2 separate regions of the Mus musculus genome follow, and region 1 is linked to region 2. Evidence: chromatin loops called from intact Hi-C (ENCODE). Cell type or tissue: heart. All regions are shown on one strand. Links, peaks and the distances in the headings refer to the core of each region. The heading gives the core; the rest is flanking DNA.

What was found. A loop is a pair of places that touch in the nucleus more often than their neighbours do. Peaks named below come from ENCODE experiments on the same cell type or tissue, not always from the same donor. Only the 100,000 strongest peaks of a DNase experiment are listed, where the experiment ranks them.
Region 1: a loop joins it to region 2, with 5 times the contacts of the local background. A loop is called at or near these places in 5 of 42 quality-filtered maps.

Annotation. Positions count from the first base shown.
Region 1 is chrX:99,289,426-99,294,801 of GRCm38, reverse strand. Gm30649 (a long non-coding RNA gene) reads left to right here and starts at 3,202. Exons shown (of 3, transcript XR_386998.3): 1 at 3,202-3,407; 2 at 3,537-3,614. Gm39528 (a long non-coding RNA gene) reads right to left here. Exons shown (of 3, transcript XR_878181.2): 2 at 495-719. In heart, for the core only: no CTCF peak of the experiment used is centred there; DNase peaks (open chromatin) are centred at 1,771 and 2,971; H3K4me3 peaks cover 220 bases; H3K27ac peaks cover 2,374 bases; H3K27me3 peaks cover 1,865 bases.
Region 2 is chrX:99,231,132-99,236,507 of GRCm38, reverse strand. No RefSeq gene overlaps it. Among named protein-coding and RNA genes, the nearest start is that of Gm46674, 35 kb to the right of the region's middle. In heart, for the core only: a CTCF peak has its summit at 3,361; a DNase peak (open chromatin) is centred at 3,187; H3K27me3 peaks cover 1,404 bases.

The DNA of each region.
Region 1 (5,376 bases), core at 287-5,286, 58 kb before region 2:
TCCTGCGCTCAGCTCCAGTCAAGCAACCCCTGCTCTAAGCCCTGGAGGAATCCAATAGTGAATACCCCACACAAAGGTCGTACAGGGAAGAAGGGTAGCCCCACAGCAGGACACACTGCATGCCATCTTCTCACCAAAGTGGGATGCTTGCCACAGATCATTCTGGATTTGGTGCAACATCTGAGCCCAGCAAGCAGTCAAAGCAGAAAGGACAGTTCTTTTCACTTCCACTGCCACTTAGGTCTGAGATACATCACCGGGATTACTGTCATAGCTTCTAAACTGCTTCCTTGTCTCTCCTTTTTTAATTATTTCTACATCAGTCTACTTGTATGACAGCAGCCAAAGCGATTCTGCTAAAATGTAGGCAAGTGACTGTCACATTGCTGAGACCCCTGTCCTGTCTCCTCATTTCACTTTGAATAAGAGCCAAACCTTCACCATGGCTTGCCCACCCAGCCCTGATTTAGTGTGCATTCCTCTCCCAGATTTACCTGGAATGTCCCTTTGGCAGCCTGCATGGCCTCTTTTCTATACTTCAACCCATTCAGCAGCAGCCTTGCCACCTCAGGGGCGCTGCACTTGCTTGGAATGCGCGCTTTCTGGTTGTGCGCATGCCTGGCTTCCTCACCCAGATCAGCTGTTGATTTCAATCTCCTCTGTTTTCAGCGACACACTCTGATGGGTAATCTTGCCAACTTGAGTGGATTGAGAAGCTCCTGGGGGATTCATAAAGCACAGATCAGACTCTATCTGGGCGAGTATTTCTCTAGAGGGTTAGCCAACAGGAAAGAGCCCACCTGAATGTAGGTGGCACTCTCCCACTGGCTGAGATGCACAAGAAGAATAAAGCAAAAGAGCACCCACAGCACAGCCATCCCCTTCTCCCCTCCATCTTTCTCTTTCTCTCCTTCCTGGCTGCCATGATGTGAACTGTCCCCTCTCTGCCCCCAACACACACACACACACACACACACACACACACACACACACACACACAGAGAGAGAGAGAGAGAGAGAGAGAGAGAGAGAGAGAGAGAGAGAGAGATTATACCCTCTCTGCTATGGATTGAAATCTCCATGAGAACAAGGAATTCTGTCACTTTTGCTCATTTCTGTGTCCTCACCACTTGGTCTGGGTACATAGTAATTGCTCAGTAAATCATTTTTGAGTGAACAGATGAATGAACGGCTGAGCAAGGTCACCTGGACTGGTGGTTTTGAGGCTTTCTTCTAGAAGCAGAGAAGTCCACATTTGTCTGGCTGACTCCATTAATGCTTCCACTCTCTGCTCTACCCCTGCTTCTTGGCAAGCAGCAGCGAGAAGTCTGAAATGCTGGGCTAGCTCGTGAGCAAGTTGGGAGATCACTCCTGCCTGGAGGCCTAAGACCCAGGACCCCTTCCCAGATAAAGATAGGTTCTAAAGCTTCAAGAGTTTGCTTTCAAACGAGAAATCATTTTGTTCCTTGTTTCTTTCTCATAATAGAAGCAGTAAATGTTCAAAAAATCGTTGCCAGGCAATTTTCAGTGTTCCATAAATAGGAATAGGTTCTCTTTCCCAATATTGAGCCCCTAACAGTGTCTCGATCCAGCCTTGACTACCGTGCCTACTGTCCTAGCAATATCCTTCTGCATCAGTGCTGTAGAGTGACATGCTTGGTTTCCCTAGTCACAGTGCATGGACACACCGTAATTCCTTTAGCTAAGCCACTTTTTTTTTTCTCTGTGCTATAATAATCAGGCCACGGACATCCTGATAAGTACGTCTCTGCTGACCTATTCTTTCCGCAGGATGAATTCCCAGAAGTGCAATTGTTTCATCACACAGGCCCTCTTTTAAAGACTCTAGATGCTATTGTCCAAATGTGGGAGGATGCCAGCTCTAAGGAGTTGCAGTGACCCCCTGAACTGTGTTTTCGTCCGACAGCTCTCTTGCCTCTCTCACGCTCCTCCCTCTGGAATGCCCTACGAAGGAGAGTGGCGAAATATTCAACTCAACCTCCTCAGCGGTCAGAGCGTGCCAAGGGCTATTTTAGATGCCTTCTGCATTTTAGCCGATTTACTTTACATAGCAGTCTTTTGTGTGGTTGGGATGGGACTCAGTCTTACCCATGATAGGCAAGAACTTCACCAATAAGCGACACCCCTATCTTGCTCCCCTTGTAAATTGGGAGGCAAAGTCTCACTACAAAGCCCAGGTTGGCCTTGAACTCGTGATCCTCCTGCCTTAGTCTCCTGGATACCACCACACTCACTCAGCAGTGTGCAATCTAAAAATATTTGTAGTTCCATCTATCAGACAGATAAAAAACCCCTATGGCCACAAGGTGAAATAGCTTCTCCAGAGTCATGTACCTGGCAGAAAATAGGCAGATTCAAGACCAAGGAGTCTCAGACAAGAACCCAGCAGAATCCCTCCATTGCAAGGGTGCTTCTGGACAGACACAGGCCTTTGGAGCCTGGCAGACCTGGGTGCACTGCCTCTCTGTAACTGAATGATGTTTGGACAATCCCTTCGCATCTGTTTCCTCCCTCACTGTAAATCAAGCTTGGTCACTCCTACCCTACCTGCTTTTCAGGGACATTCAGTGTGCTAACATGCAGCAAGGACCCTTGGTAAATGTGATCTCTTTGTCACTCTCTATGACCTGACCCTTTCACACTCCCTCTCCCAGACCCCATGACTGTAAATCCCGTGGGAAAGAAAACCAAGTCTTGACTCTTCCCCCGAGGTTTCCGAGCCTTGTGTTTCTGGCCTTTTCTCACGCCATCTCCCTCACAGGCCAGAGCCCAGGAAGTGTGCATTTCAGAATATCTGCCCCTACCCACAGCCAGATAACCCCACAGTGGCCGACTGACAGTTGGGGCAAGCCAGCCCCACCCCCTCCCAGCTTCCAATGCTGGAAGTGGAGCAGGCAGGATGGTTGGCTCCCCTCACCCTGCTCCCACCTTCTCTGCTCCCTAGTCCCTGGGCTCAGCTCGCCTCAGATTCCCGGCCTCTGAAATCATTGCTCCAGCCCACCGGACTGGGCCCCGGGCCAGCTCCTCCAGCCCTGGGCTCGCCGGCAGAGTCTTCGCCTTTGCTCCCTGAAGACTAATCACTGTCCTGTCAGCTTGGCCCTCTTCCCCTGTATTATTGTACAGAAATAGCCCTGGGTCCAGCTTCCCCTCCCTCCCTCCCTCTCTCCCTCCCTCTCTCTCTCCCTCCCTCTCTCCCTCCCTCTCTCCCTCCCTCCCTCCCGGCACACCCTGCCAGAGCCTCACTGCTGGGCTCTTCCATTTGTGTTTCCTCCTCCTCCCTCTTCTCTCCCCTCGTGTGCTTGTGTGGATGTGACTTGACCCTGCCTGCTGGAGCCAGGCACAAACTAGAGCCTAGTCCTCCTCTCCAGGGACTGGAGGCTGTGGAGGTGAGAGAGCATGGTAGCTGGTGCAGAGCCTCTGCCAGGGGGTTAGGAGCACACAGAACTTGCTTGTATGCTCACTGGGCCATTGCTCTTGGCCAAAGAAACCCCTTGGCTTCTTTTTGCTCCTTCTAGGTTGCCTCGTCTACTCTCCACAGACAGGACAGAGTGGACACCGAGTTGTTCCTTGGCAGAGCAGGGCTGTCTGGAGAGGTATGATGACAGTCAGCATTGGGGTGGGTGAAGGATGCAATCAAGGAGCTCTGGGAGTCTGTAGCCCCACCTGAAGCCATAGCAACAGGCAGAGTCCAGGGGCAGATGATACCAGGGGCAGACGATTCCAAGCAACAACAGAAAGTGGCAGGCGAGCTAGAATAGAGGTGTGGACTCCAAGCCTAAAGGGGACCAACAAAGGCAAGACAGAGAGATTCTGAGAGCTGTACAGGTCACCCAGGCACTAGAAAGGTCACCCAGTGACAAGAGCAGGGATTGGCAAAGTTGAATACTGGGTATGCTATCAAGCTGTGCCTAGAATCAGGACAGAGAATCAGGTTCAGAGCACAGTAAGCAGAAAAAGACTGTGGGGATGGGGTCAGAGGAGCCTCCGATGTCGAAGCTAGCAGGGTGGGCCCGAGGTTGGTCATGTCAAAATGAGTTGCAGGCTTGAGGCTTGAAGGAGGAGCCATGGAAAGAACCCCAACTGAGTGAACATTTCTTACAGGCCAGGTATTGTTCTCGGGGGTTTATATGGTAGCGCTCATTCCCTCCCCGCACGACTTTTACAGCCCGTGGGAGGTGCCATCACCCCCATTGCTTTAAAAATGAAGAAATTAAGTGCATAGAATGTTGAGGCTGCACAGAGCCTCACAGTAAACAGAAGAGTCCAGACTTGAGCACAACAGGCTTTGTTCTACAGTTTTGGTTAAATCTCTACTTGGAAAAATAAAGTACAATAGCATATACTTAAGAACATGCCACGATGACGCTTATTACTGTATCTGCTAACTTTACAAATGATTTTTTTAAAACCCTCCATTGAGGGTTATACAACTATAAGAGTCAGACTAAGCAAAGAACTTACCCAGAGTTCACGCTCTGGGAGACAGGTGGACAGGAGAGAACTCCTGGAAGCCAGGCCCTGTCACTCATACACTGTGTGTGGGATCATGGGCAAGCTACTTCTCCTTGAACCTCTGTCTCCTCATATATAAAATGGGCCAGCAGGATTGTGGGTTGCATAAAAAAGTACCTTCTGACAGATGTGGTGGCATATGGCTGCAATCTCAATATTTGGGAAGCTAACGGAGAATCACAAGTTTGAGGCTAGCCTGGGCTACATAATGAGACCCTGTATGAGCAAAAGAAATGAAAGTAACTTTTTCCTTGCTTCCTAAGAAAAACTCCAGTTGAGCTCTATGTCATGAGGGAGCTTCCGTGAGCTCATCTCATAGATGACAGGGCTGCAGAAGATAAGACATGTAGCTAGACTTAAGGAAGGTGTGGCACCAGAGTTAAGGAAGGGGACTTGGGGCCTCTCCAAACCTTCCCTGAATGTGGATGAGGAAATTCATTGTCTCCCCCAATCCTTCCAGTAATTTCTCAAATTCATCATTCCTTGCTAACAAGAGGGAGCCAGACCACAGTGGTTTGGAGCCAGGTCAGACCCTCATTGCAGCATTAGGGGGTTCTGCCCAAGTCTGTAGCATGATCTTCCATGACACCCCTCTATGGTCCTCACTGTCCTTCATTTTTAAGCCAAATTATTTCCCCTTTTAGAACCCCCAGCCTTGGGCTTTGCTTCTCTGGATCTAGCAGATGGAGGACCCTTTGCCTCAGGAATGAGGGCAGAGGTAAACAGGAAGAAGAAAAGGTGGGGAGGAGTGGAGTAGATAGGAACAGAGAAATGGAAAGTGCCAGAAAGGAGGGCTTTATTCTGCTCTCCTCTTCCCTGCCAGAGGAGCTAGGCAGCCTTGGC
Region 2 (5,376 bases), core at 308-5,307:
GAGCACATATACATTCCATGCCCAAGCCAACCTATTTTACATGCATCACTCATACAGAATATGCTTCTGGGAAGAGCGTGCCTACTGAGTCTGATCATTGGGTAAACATCGATTAGATGTCTACTCTGTGTAGCCTGGTTAGCTGTGTCTAGAACTAGGCCCTTTGCTAACTCAAGAAAGGCAAGAAATGCCACATCCCAAGTGTCTACCATATGCCAAATCCTGTGTCAAGGGAAGTCTATGCTCACAGCAATACATGTAAGGCCACACATATATGCATTCATCCTCAAATATAAACACACACACTTAAGGTAGAATGTGCCCTGGCCCTGCTATCCCTGCCTCAGTGAGACTATGGACCATAGGACAGGTATTTAATGACACACTATTTGACATAGGAAACAGAGGTAAAGCAGCTAATGATTACTAAGACAATTAAAACTGGCTCTCAAGAATCCTAGACAGAGCCGGACGGTGGTGGCGCACGCCTTTAATCCCAGCACTTGGGAGGCAGAGGCAGGCGGATTTCTGAGTTTTAGGTCAGCCTGGTCTACAGAGTGAGTTCCAGGACAGCCAGGGCTCCACAGAGAAACCCTATCTCAAAAAAACAAAATCAAAACCAAAACCAACCAACCAAACAAACAAAGAACCCTAGACTGTTCAAGCTGGGAGGAAGAACCGCAGAGACCAACCTCCTTATGCCTACCAATGACATATGTTGTAAGTGTATCTTGCCAGCCCTCACAGGCTTTGAGGACTAAGCCACACCTCTGGGTTCCAGGGACCCTGGGGAACTTCTATAAGCTTTCCCATGCACCCCATCACTTAAGGTCTGACTTAGCTCCACTTACTGCTTAGTATGAAGAACAGATGGAAAATTAAAGATAGCTAGGCACTCTGAGAGGTTTGAGGATAAAGGAGGCCAGTATAATTGTGTCACACAGGAGAATATAGCAGGGGAGACATAATGGTCACAGACTAGTCCATTACAAGAGCAAGGGCAAGTCCAGCAGGCTGATAACAGAGTCCTGAGGCTGGGGGCAGAACCAATAATGACCTAGCATAGCAGTCACCCAGCCCAGCCTAACAGGTCAGTAGACTCAAGCAAAGGCTGCTGAAAGGCTGCTGAGGTAAAACTGTTGGCCCATGCCTACTGACCTGGCACTGGAGGGAAGAGGCCTCTTCTTGGCTTGGCAGCTGGAATCCTTTGTCTAGGGAGCCTTGAGCCCAAGGATGCCAAGCATGGATGAATTTGTAGTTGATGTTGCATCCTTGAAAGTTTTCTGAGCTAAGTGTGGTCCCAGTACTGTACCACCCTAGTTGTATGGCTTTGGGCAAGTCATTTCCTTTCCTTGGACTTGGATCTCAATGTTTACAATGAAAAAAATGTTAGAATAATAAAATAAAATAATATTGCCTGAACACAAAAGTTTTTCACAGATTCCCTGCCCCAGGGAAGAGACAGTGAGGAGTTTAGATTTTGTGCCTCTAGGACTCTGATGTTAACTATTTGACTGGGCTGAGGTGCCACAAACAATCATGGATGATAGGTAAACAAACAAATATGGCTGTGTTCAGTAAAGCTTGGTCTTTAGCAACAGGCAACAAGCCATCTTGGCCTGCAGGGTTTAGATGTTGACCTTTGAACTAGATACTGTGCTAACCACTTGAATTCAATTATCTCATTTGATTCTCAAACAACTGATATGTATGTGTGTATGCTATTATATACTACATATACATATGTATACACTATTATTAGTATTATCCCAATTTGATATTTGGGTAAACCAAGGCATTAAACAGTTAAGTAACATACCCAATATTCATACCAAATATTATATAGCTGGAAAATGGCCTAGGCAATCTTCTTACCCAACAAGTTTACCTCCTGAGCCTACAGTCTTAACCTTTATACTGCATGCCTTGCAGAACAAAAACAATGATAATAGAACAATACCAATCATCACTTGTATTTCCATGGATTCATACATTATCAGAAAAGTGATCAGAAATACAGAAGTTTTCCCTAAGGAGTGGTAGTATCCCATTGGTCACAATCAGTTCCACATTGTGTCAAAAGTCATTTACTGCTAATCACAGCTTAAAGGAATGACTTGGTATTGTTTTTAAAAATGTGAATTGACCCAGTGTTATCTCTTTAACAAAGTCTTTCTCATGTGCATTCAGCTCTGTTTCCTGGAAGGAGCCCAAAAAGACTGAGCTTTCAGCTGCTGGCAAGGAATGCCAAGGAATGGCAGGGATAGATGCCTCACGGCATCCACAGGTCCACTGTCCACTGGCCCCACAGAGAGAAGCAAGGACAGCAGGTCATGGCTGGTATGTCCAGTGCCCCTGGATTGATAGTAAGCCTGGAGGAGTTGAGTTAAACATCCCCATTGAGCAACTGAATAACGTGAGACTCATAAAAGCAGAAAAGTACTCAAAGTTGCAGTCTAATGCCGGACAGGGCACAAATCACAGCAGAACAAAAGCTGTTCATATCACCTTCTTTACTGTGTATCACTCTCCCTCTCCCTCTGTTTCCCTACTTGTAAAGTGGGGATGCTACCAGCACTGTGCCTGAATGGTGCCTGTTGCCGGTTAAAAAGACAGGAGTGCCTAAGGCTTCTGAGACAAGGAGTCTTAGCTTGGAAAAGAGAAGGAAACTAGAACTGACATTTAAACTATATGCTAGGCTTGACGAGGCTATGAGTTCCAAGCCAGTTTAGGCTAGAGGGTATGACTAAAATGGATAGACAGATAATGTAATAGTAAATAAAGTCAAGGGTGATGGCACATATTTGTAATCTGAGCCTTAAGGAGGCTAAGGAATAAAGATCAGGAATTTGAGGCCAGCACGGGCTACATAGCAGGACCTATCAAAGAAAAAAACAAATGAACAAACAAAAAAACAATACCCGAACTATGTGCCAGAAAAGCTGTCAAAAGAATCTTGGTGGGAAAAAAAAAAGTTCTCCCAATAACTAGAAGGTAGGAATAGCCATCTCCATTGAGCGATAAAGAAACTGGTGTGCTAAGGTCTCCTGACTAGAAGCTGAGCCAAGTATCTGCTCCTTACCTCAGCTTACCTCGTCAATAGCCCTCCCCAAAGGAAACCAAAAGGAAAACTGACAACCCCCATGCTCCTCTACCCCAGCCCCCACCCAAACCATCACGTCCTGAGTGACTTCCTGCCCAATCCAAAACAAAGCCTGGAAAGAACTTTCTCTGGGACATCATGAGCCTCCTCCCAGGGTGTGGAAGTTGAGGACCCTGGTATCGCCCAGGTCTGACCCCAGTGAGTTGTCTCTGGGAACAATGGCCAGAGGCATCTCCCAGGGCTCCCACTAGGGGTGGTAGGTAGGATTCAGGATGGGCTGGCCTGGGCATTGTTTAGAATGCACATTTCCTGGTGACATGGGCAGCTGGAGCCCCTGGGCTTCTGGAGTTGACCCAGGAACACCAAGATCTTTCCTTCCCCGGAGGAAAAAAACAGTTCTTTCTATGCCCATCTTCCTCTGCCCCAGATCTGCAGAGTTAAGCTCACCCACCTGCTCCAACCCAGGAGAGCACACAGGCTCCCAGCCACTACTGCTACCACACGGGAATGGCTGCCCAGTGCCAGTAGGCTGAGACCCGCCCACCAGCACACAAGGAGGCAAATGGGAGTCAGGCAAGTGAAGTGCCTGGGACAGTTGGGCAGTAACAAGTTACCAGTATCTCCACTGGTGCAGGTACAAGAGCAGAGTAAGGTAGCACTCAGCTTGGCATGTATCTCTCAACCCACTCCATAGAGGACTATGTAAGTAGCTTGCTCCCCATTCATAATCGGCTTGAATGCTGGCTGCAGGCACAGCCCTGCAGTAAACGATGAACCAGTGAACACAGGGACTGGGAGCTACCAAGGCATCCAGGCAACCAAGAGAAAGGACTAACCCGTCAGCAATGTGAGGAACTTGCCCCCAGCCCTTGCCCCGCCCCACCCGTGCCTTTGATCACAGGCAGGCCAGCCCTGGCCCTGCCCTCCACATGGCCACATTTCTTCAGTCTCCCCCGCCCCCTGCCCCCACACCACATCTGGGAAGGGTGCTGCTGTGCCTTTGGGCCTCACCTCTGTGTGAACCTCTTCTTTGATCGCATCATCCAGAGGGAGGGAAAGAAACTAGGAGAAAATCCCCTTTCCGTTGCACTGCTATCCACAGAGCACACTTCTCACGGCTCAGAGGAGTCAAGCAGCATGCTGAGGGGCCTCCAGCAGAACAAGAAACCAGTGTCCTAAGCCTGACCTTCAGTAGGCTAAGTCTTCAAGGAGTCCCGCAGGATTGAGTAGAAGGAAATGGGGAATGTGCCCTCAGATGACAAAGAGGCAGAGAACTTACTTCTCCATCTTCGCCATGCTGATAAATATAGCTCATATACATATAATTATAGCCCTTGGCTCTCACAGAGCACACCCATGTGCTCCTTCATCTAACCCTGCTAACGACCTAGGCAAGAAAATGTTATCTTCATTCTACCCTATGCATGGGCAAACAAACGTTTCCACGGTGAAATTCATGTATTTATCCGGAGTCACACCAGAAAGAGTTGGGACTAGGATTTGATGTCAGGCTTGTGGTTCCTACAAGCCTGGCCTTTTCAGTGGGGAGTTCTGAGGCTACACAGAAGAGCACCTGGCCAGTTGTCAATGGGATTTCAACTGGCAACTTAATAGGTACCCATTGAGGCTGCACCAAGGAGGTAGGTAGAGTCACAATGATCATGATTTCCAAATGAGCCTGGGTTCACAGTAGGACCCTTTGTCTCAAAACAATAAGAAACCAACCAAACAAGAAAAGCTCCCACCACATTAAAATGAAACAATAACAGCAACACCCAGCTGAGTGTGACAGTGCAGATCTATGATCCCAACACTAGGGAGGCAGAGATAGGAGGATCAGGAGCAAATCCAACCTGGGCTACACACACACACACACACACACACACACACACACACACACACACACATATCCAAAGATCCCAATTGACATGTTCGTTCATGTCATGAACTAGGGTCAGGTCTTGTCATCCTGCTAATGCCACCCAACCTGGCCTTTCAACAATCCCATCCCTGACATTTCTGTCTGCTGTCCCACTAACCTCTGTTGGTTTTACCCCTTGTACTTCCTACTGGGGTGCCTCATGGCTAGCTCTAGAAGCAGGAGCCTGGAGCTGCCTTCCCAGCAGCCTGCTCCTGGGGCAGATGCTCCCCAGCTTCTCTTGTTGTCTAGCCTGTGCCATGGCTCAGGGCCTGGGCTGGGTGGGCTAGGGAGGAAAGCACATCCCCAGGCCAGGAAGCAAAAGGTTTGTGAGGCTTTCTGGGCCCAACTCAGA